Regions from separate parts of the Homo sapiens genome. Here region 1 is linked to region 2. The links are chromatin contacts, found by Hi-C or POLR2A ChIA-PET in ENCODE. All regions are on one chromosome and are shown on one strand. The core of a region is the stretch at or near the end of the contact, and the rest is flanking DNA. Distances in the headings are between cores, read along the strand shown. Region 1 holds the start of ZNF888-AS1 (ZNF888 antisense RNA 1). Region 2 holds the start of ZNF880 (zinc finger protein 880).

Evidence for each region. A loop is a pair of places that touch in the nucleus more often than their neighbours do. ChIA-PET counts read pairs that join two places held with the same protein, here RNA polymerase II (POLR2A). Pooled maps may share reads with other maps.
Region 1: a pooled map shows a loop between it and region 2 (2.7-fold over the local background). The contact joins the promoter of ZNF888-AS1 here to the promoter of ZNF880 in region 2. A Hi-C loop is called at or near these places in 2 of 50 pooled maps. POLR2A ChIA-PET finds 5 or more read pairs at or near these places in 2 of 52 experiments (GM12878 and T-cell).

The regions. Positions count from the first base shown.
Region 1 is chr19:52,921,984-52,924,717 of GRCh38, reverse strand. ZNF888-AS1 (ZNF888 antisense RNA 1) reads right to left here and starts at 1,369. Exons shown (of 2, transcript NR_186336.1): 1 at 1,254-1,369; 2 at 639-1,045. ZNF888 (zinc finger protein 888) reads left to right here and starts at 1,290. Exons shown (of 5, transcript NM_001393938.1): 1 at 1,290-1,349. RefSeq lists enhancers at 908-1,077, 1,358-1,407, 897-1,628, 1,629-2,362 and a silencer at 1,168-1,217.
Region 2 is chr19:52,368,469-52,371,239 of GRCh38, reverse strand. It overlaps ZNF880 (zinc finger protein 880), which reads right to left and starts at 1,317. Exons shown (of 4, transcript NM_001145434.2): 1 at 1,263-1,317. The coding sequence starts at 1,274. RefSeq lists enhancers at 876-1,015, 1,216-1,325, 1,336-1,635.

The sequences.
Region 1 (2,734 bases), core at 120-2,619, 550 kb before region 2:
AAAAAGAAAAAGAAAAAAAAGTAAATAAAAAAAAGAAACTAATAGATGTCATCCACAATTGTGCTGGGACAACTAACTGGATATCCACATGGAAAAGAATAAAGTTGGATCCCTATCTCACACAATGAAAATTTTATTTTAAAAATTAAAAAAAAAAGAGATGAGGAAGGGATCCCTGCGGCAGGGGGTGTTACTTTGTCACTCAGGCTGGCTTGGACCTCCGGGCTCAATGATCCTCCCGCCACTGCTTCCTGAGTAGCTGGACCTCAGGCTCCCGCCCCCACTTCCACATTTCTGCTGTGTTTAAGTAGCAGGTGGTGACCTCACTCCTCCCTGGCCTGAACACTCCCTCCGGCATCCCAGGCGGTGGCCCTAGGGAAGTCTCTGAAGCTGAGCACAGGGTGGACTCTCCCTCCGAAGCAAATGGAGAATAGAAAGGGAGAGATTTCTATTCTGTTCTGTGTACCATCAGCATGAGATCGTACTTTCTGCCTAGGCAGGGCTTTGCATTTCACGTTCTAGTTTGCATCCCTGTTCCAGACAATTCCAGGGCTTTTGAATCATGCCTCAGCCTTCCTGGCCACTCTTGCCTCCGGTGTAGCAGGACGAGCCACAGACAAAACCTCTCAGACACCGAGTTGTAGAAGGAAGGGCTTTATTCAGCTGGGAGCATCGGCAAGCTGCCTTAAAATCCGAGCTCCCCGGGTGCACAATTTCTGTCCCTTTTAAGGGCTCACAACACTAAAGATTTCACATAAAAGGGTCGTGATTGAGCAATCTAGGGGATACGTAACAGGGACTACAGTCCCAGATATATACACAGGGGTTTCGTGCACTGGTAGAGAGAAACAGAACAGGGCAGGGAGTTTCATAATGTTCTTCTATACAATGTCTGGAATCTATGAAAAACATTGGTTTCTAAGTTATGAGTTGATTTTTAACTATTGGGTTTAGGCCAGGCAGGCCCAGGCCTGGTTTTGGGCGTGGCGCAGGGCTGCCTGTCTTCGGTTTTACTTCCTTGTTGTTTTTTTTCTTAAAACAGGTACTGAGTATAAAACAATATAAAACAATATGAGAGGGTCTGTCTCTTCCCTCACCAAAACCCGAAAAACAGCGGCTAGGTACGCGGCTGAGAGAAGCACAGATCCGCCCCCGCCCCGCGTCTGCCGGTTCTACAGGGCAGGTCTCTCCGCCTGGCGCCCCGCCCCTACCTCGCCCAGGCCCCGCCCCTACCTCGCCCAGGCCCCGCCCACCTCGTTGGCTCCACGGAGGCCTGGCTTCTGTCCTGTGCTTGTAGATTCGCCCGGACCAGGAAGCGGATCGCGTGGACTGGAAGTCACACTGCGGCGGTGAGTTTTGCTCTGTGTTGTATTGAGGCTGTGCCTCCAGGTCCCCGGCAATTCTGTACCTGGGATGTGGGGTCTCCACAGACCTGGAAATTCTCGCCCTTCTTCCTTCAACAAGAGCAAATGGAGACATTCCCCTAGGAGTCCGGAAGTCACTTCCTTTTGGGTTTAAAGTCGCCCTGAGGCTGCCCTGTCCTCGGTCTTTTTGCTATAGGGCAATGTATACAGTTTGTATCGCGTAGTTTTCCCGTTCACAACCGTTTGTTGACTCCTCCCACCCCGCGCTTTTTAAAGTCCTCACCCGAGAGGTGGATCCCTGCTCTGGCGCTTCCCAGCCTCACCCTCGTCGGCCCCTGGAGCCCAGCGCTGACACCACAGTCCCAGGGAGGCCGCGTTCTCTGCCCGGTGGTGGGATCCTGCGGACCCCACCCTTGTCCGAAGGCGTCATCTCCCCCCCACCTCCCTCCTCATGCCGGGCCCTGTTGCTCCCCAAGTCTCCCCTCCGCAGTCACCGCTTTCCCTGAGCCCGCGTTGGGGAGGTACCCGGGGCCTGTCCTGTGACACGGGGTGTTCTTGCCTGCCCAGCTCCAGCCCCTGGAAAATGCGCTTCTCTGGGATGCAGGCGTCTTACTCCAAACCCTCCTGTGATTGTGTGGGCCAAAGGGATCAGGAGACAGAGAGAGGGAATCAGAGAGCAGTAGAAAACCTGAGACAGATAAAAGAAGAAGGAGAAAGACCCATAACAGATGGCAAAGTAGGGGATGGTCAGGGATTTGCCAAGAGACAGCAAAAGTGAAAAAACAAAAGATAACAAAGCAGGAGGAGAAAAGCAACTGGAGAAATGTAGAGAAAAGCTGGATGTACAGAGAGATGAAGGACAGACAGCAAGGTAGGGAGAGGGGCAGCAAACAGAAAGGCTCATGAGAATGAGGGAGAGGAGGAGGGATTTGGAGCCAGGGCAGACAGAGCAGAGTGGTGCTGGTGGCAAGGAGAACAGAGGGAGAACCACAGCAGGGAGGACACCTGGGAAATCTGGGGTGCCAGAGAGTGGGGCCAGGGGGGTATAACGGGGAAGAGAGAATTTAACAGGGAGAGCTCAGGAGAGATGGGAGAAGAGGTGGAAATCTATGGACATTGAGAACAATCTAAAGATTGGGGAAAAGGAGCAACAAGAGGTTAAATAAGCTGTGGATGGAGTCCAGCTAATTTTTGTATTTTTAGTAGAGACAGGATTTCACCATGTTGGCCAGGCTGGTCTCAAACTCCTGACTTCAGGTGATCCACCTGCCTCGACCTCCCAAAGTGCTGGGAATACAGGTGTGAGCCATCACACCTGGCCACCTATGTATTCTTGAATGAAAAAAGTTACTTCTGTCTTAGTTCAACAG
Region 2 (2,771 bases), core at 68-2,567:
CCCCATAACAGGTTACTATCCTTACAGCCATAGACTCACTATCATAACAGTGTAGAACAATTTTAAGGTCATGAAAATATATAAGATGTAATTTCAACTGTTAAAAGATATAAGACGTATATAAACTGATGATGCGCCTTTGATAAAAACAATAGACTTGCTCATCTGTGCACTCATCCACACACATCACATGTACACACTTATTCATATACATATATACATTCACACACATATACTCTAGTAAACATATATGTGACAACTGAAAGAGTTGTCTGTCAATAACCTCTTTTTTAGATATTTGTCTTTGTTCGTTTTTTAATGTGTCCAGGTTGCAGTGCAGTGGCTTATTCATGGCACACTACAGCCTTGAATTCCTGGCCTCAAATGACACCCTCTCCGAGTAACTCGAATGACAAGCGTGCACCACTGTGCCTGGCTGTCGTTGTTTTTGCAAATGTGCATTTCAGCATGTTTGCAACAATAAAAATGTATAAACTGTGCTCAATTCAGTTTATAAACATTATTTCAAACTATTTCAAAAAGTCAGACCATGTAAAAACATAGAAACGAGAATTCCAATCTCTATTAAATACCCGTACTGAAACATATGTTTCAAAAATTGAGATGGGGGTCTCACTATGTTGTCCAGAGTGGTCTCAAACTCCTGTGCTCAAGGAATTCTCCAGCCTGGGCCTCCGGAGAAGATGGAATTCCAGCCCCGGCCCATAAATATTAGGTTGGTGCAAAAGTGATCGCGGTTTGCCATTACTTTTGCACTAACCTAATTTTGTCCACTAAATATTTATTTAGGTGTTAGCAAAAGCCCAATGGAGGCTGAAACATCACAATCAGCAGTAAACATCAGATCGATTTCCTCTCATTTAAGGCACAGAAAAGGGGGCAGGCCTGTGAAAAGAGGGCGAGGCTTGGGGGACCGGAAAGACGTGGATCCATCTCGCGGGTGAGAACTTTACGCAGCGCGGGCCGTGTCTAGGGGTCACTGAAGGATTTGAAGCAGGCAAACTCCGCGACAGGAGCTGTCTACATGGCCCTGTGGTGAAAGACCGGGGACAGGACCAGCCTCCGAGCGATTTTAACACTCAGGGAAGCGACCGCCAGACTCTCATTAGAACGTCTGAGTTTAGTCGGGGTGGAGGGAGCGATGCGGGGATTTCAAGGTCTGTGTGACCCCTGAGATGCCGGGTACAGAAGCGCGAGGGGACTCAGCATCCCAGATTTAATCTAAACAAAGGGAAACTCACACGCCGCAGCATGACCGTCACTCCACGTAATCTGCTTCCGGGTCTCCAGGAAACTGCGCGCGCAGCTGAGAGGCGAGGCGAGGCCAGGCCCGGGTGGGATTGGGCGGAGCCTGCGCTTCCCTCCGCCTCGCTCCCAGCTCGTCTCGTTTTGGAGGCTAGACCTGCCGTGGAGACTGGAAGAACTCAGCTATCTGGAAATAGATTGTGTCCCGGCAGAGGGAAAGTTTGTTGATGATTAGATCCAGGAAAATTCCTGCTATTAAAATTAATTTTAAATCGGCTGTAGGGGCGCTCGCATGTGGTCCTAGCTACCCGGATGCTGAGGTGGGAGGATCGCTTGAGCCCATGAGGTGGAGGCTGCAGTGAGCCGAGGTCGTGCGCTGCACTCCCGCCTGGGCATGAGAGAGAAACCTTGCGCCTAATAAATACATAATCATAAATAACAAATTGGAAATAAATAATTAAAATAAATAAATATAAATGAATAATAAACACTAGTTTCCGGAATTTTAAAGTCCTTGAATTGTTTATGAAGGGGATGCAAATTAAAATATGAAATGCAAAACCCTGCCAGGGCGGAATGTGCAATTTCCTTTTTTTTTTTTTTTTTTTTTTGGAGACAGAGTTTCGTTCTTTTGCCCAGGCTGGAGTGAAGTGGCGCGATCTCGGCTCACTGCAACCTCCGCCGCCTGGGTTCAAGCGATTCTCCTGCCTCAGTCTCCCGAGTAGCTGGGATTACAGGCGCCCACCACCACACCGGGCTACTTTTTTGTACTTTTAATAGAGACAGGGTTTCTCCATGTTGGCCAGGCTGGTCTTGAACTCCTGACCTCGTGATCCGCCTGCCTTGGCCTCCCAAAATGTTGGGATTACAGGCGTGAGCCACCGCACCCGGCCAAGTTTTTTTTTTTTTTTCATATTTATATTAATCCTAGTGTATACCTGCCATTGTCTTATGGACATACTCAGGTCACAACTTTTTTTTTTTTTTTTTTTTTTTTTTTGAGATGGTCTCCCTCTGTCTTTCAGGCTGAAGTGCAGACAGCTCACTGACTGCAGCCTCGACCTCCTGGCATCAAGTGATCCTCCCATCTCAGCCTCCCAAGTAGCTGGGACTACAGGCACACGCCACAATGCCCAGTCCCATGTCACAAAATTTTGTCTCCAAACAGCACTCATTTATTTGTCCCCTAAAGTTTTCACCAGAGCAAAACAGGGAAGAAATGTATTAAACATAGAATTTGGAGGCAATGTAGGAAAAAAATGTAAAAATATATATACATACAAAAAATATAAAAATATACATGCTAGGTGTGAATTGTAACTAAGTTTCCAGTATGGGTAGTGGGTATCCCCGCCCCAGCCCTACCCTTTAGCAATCATGACACCCCAAGCCAGTCACCTATCCCAGTTCTCTGAAGCCACTTTTGGACCAGCTGGAAAAGTATACCCTGCTTTCCCCCACAGAGCCTCATTATATAATAAACACTCTCAAACCATATCAGTGTA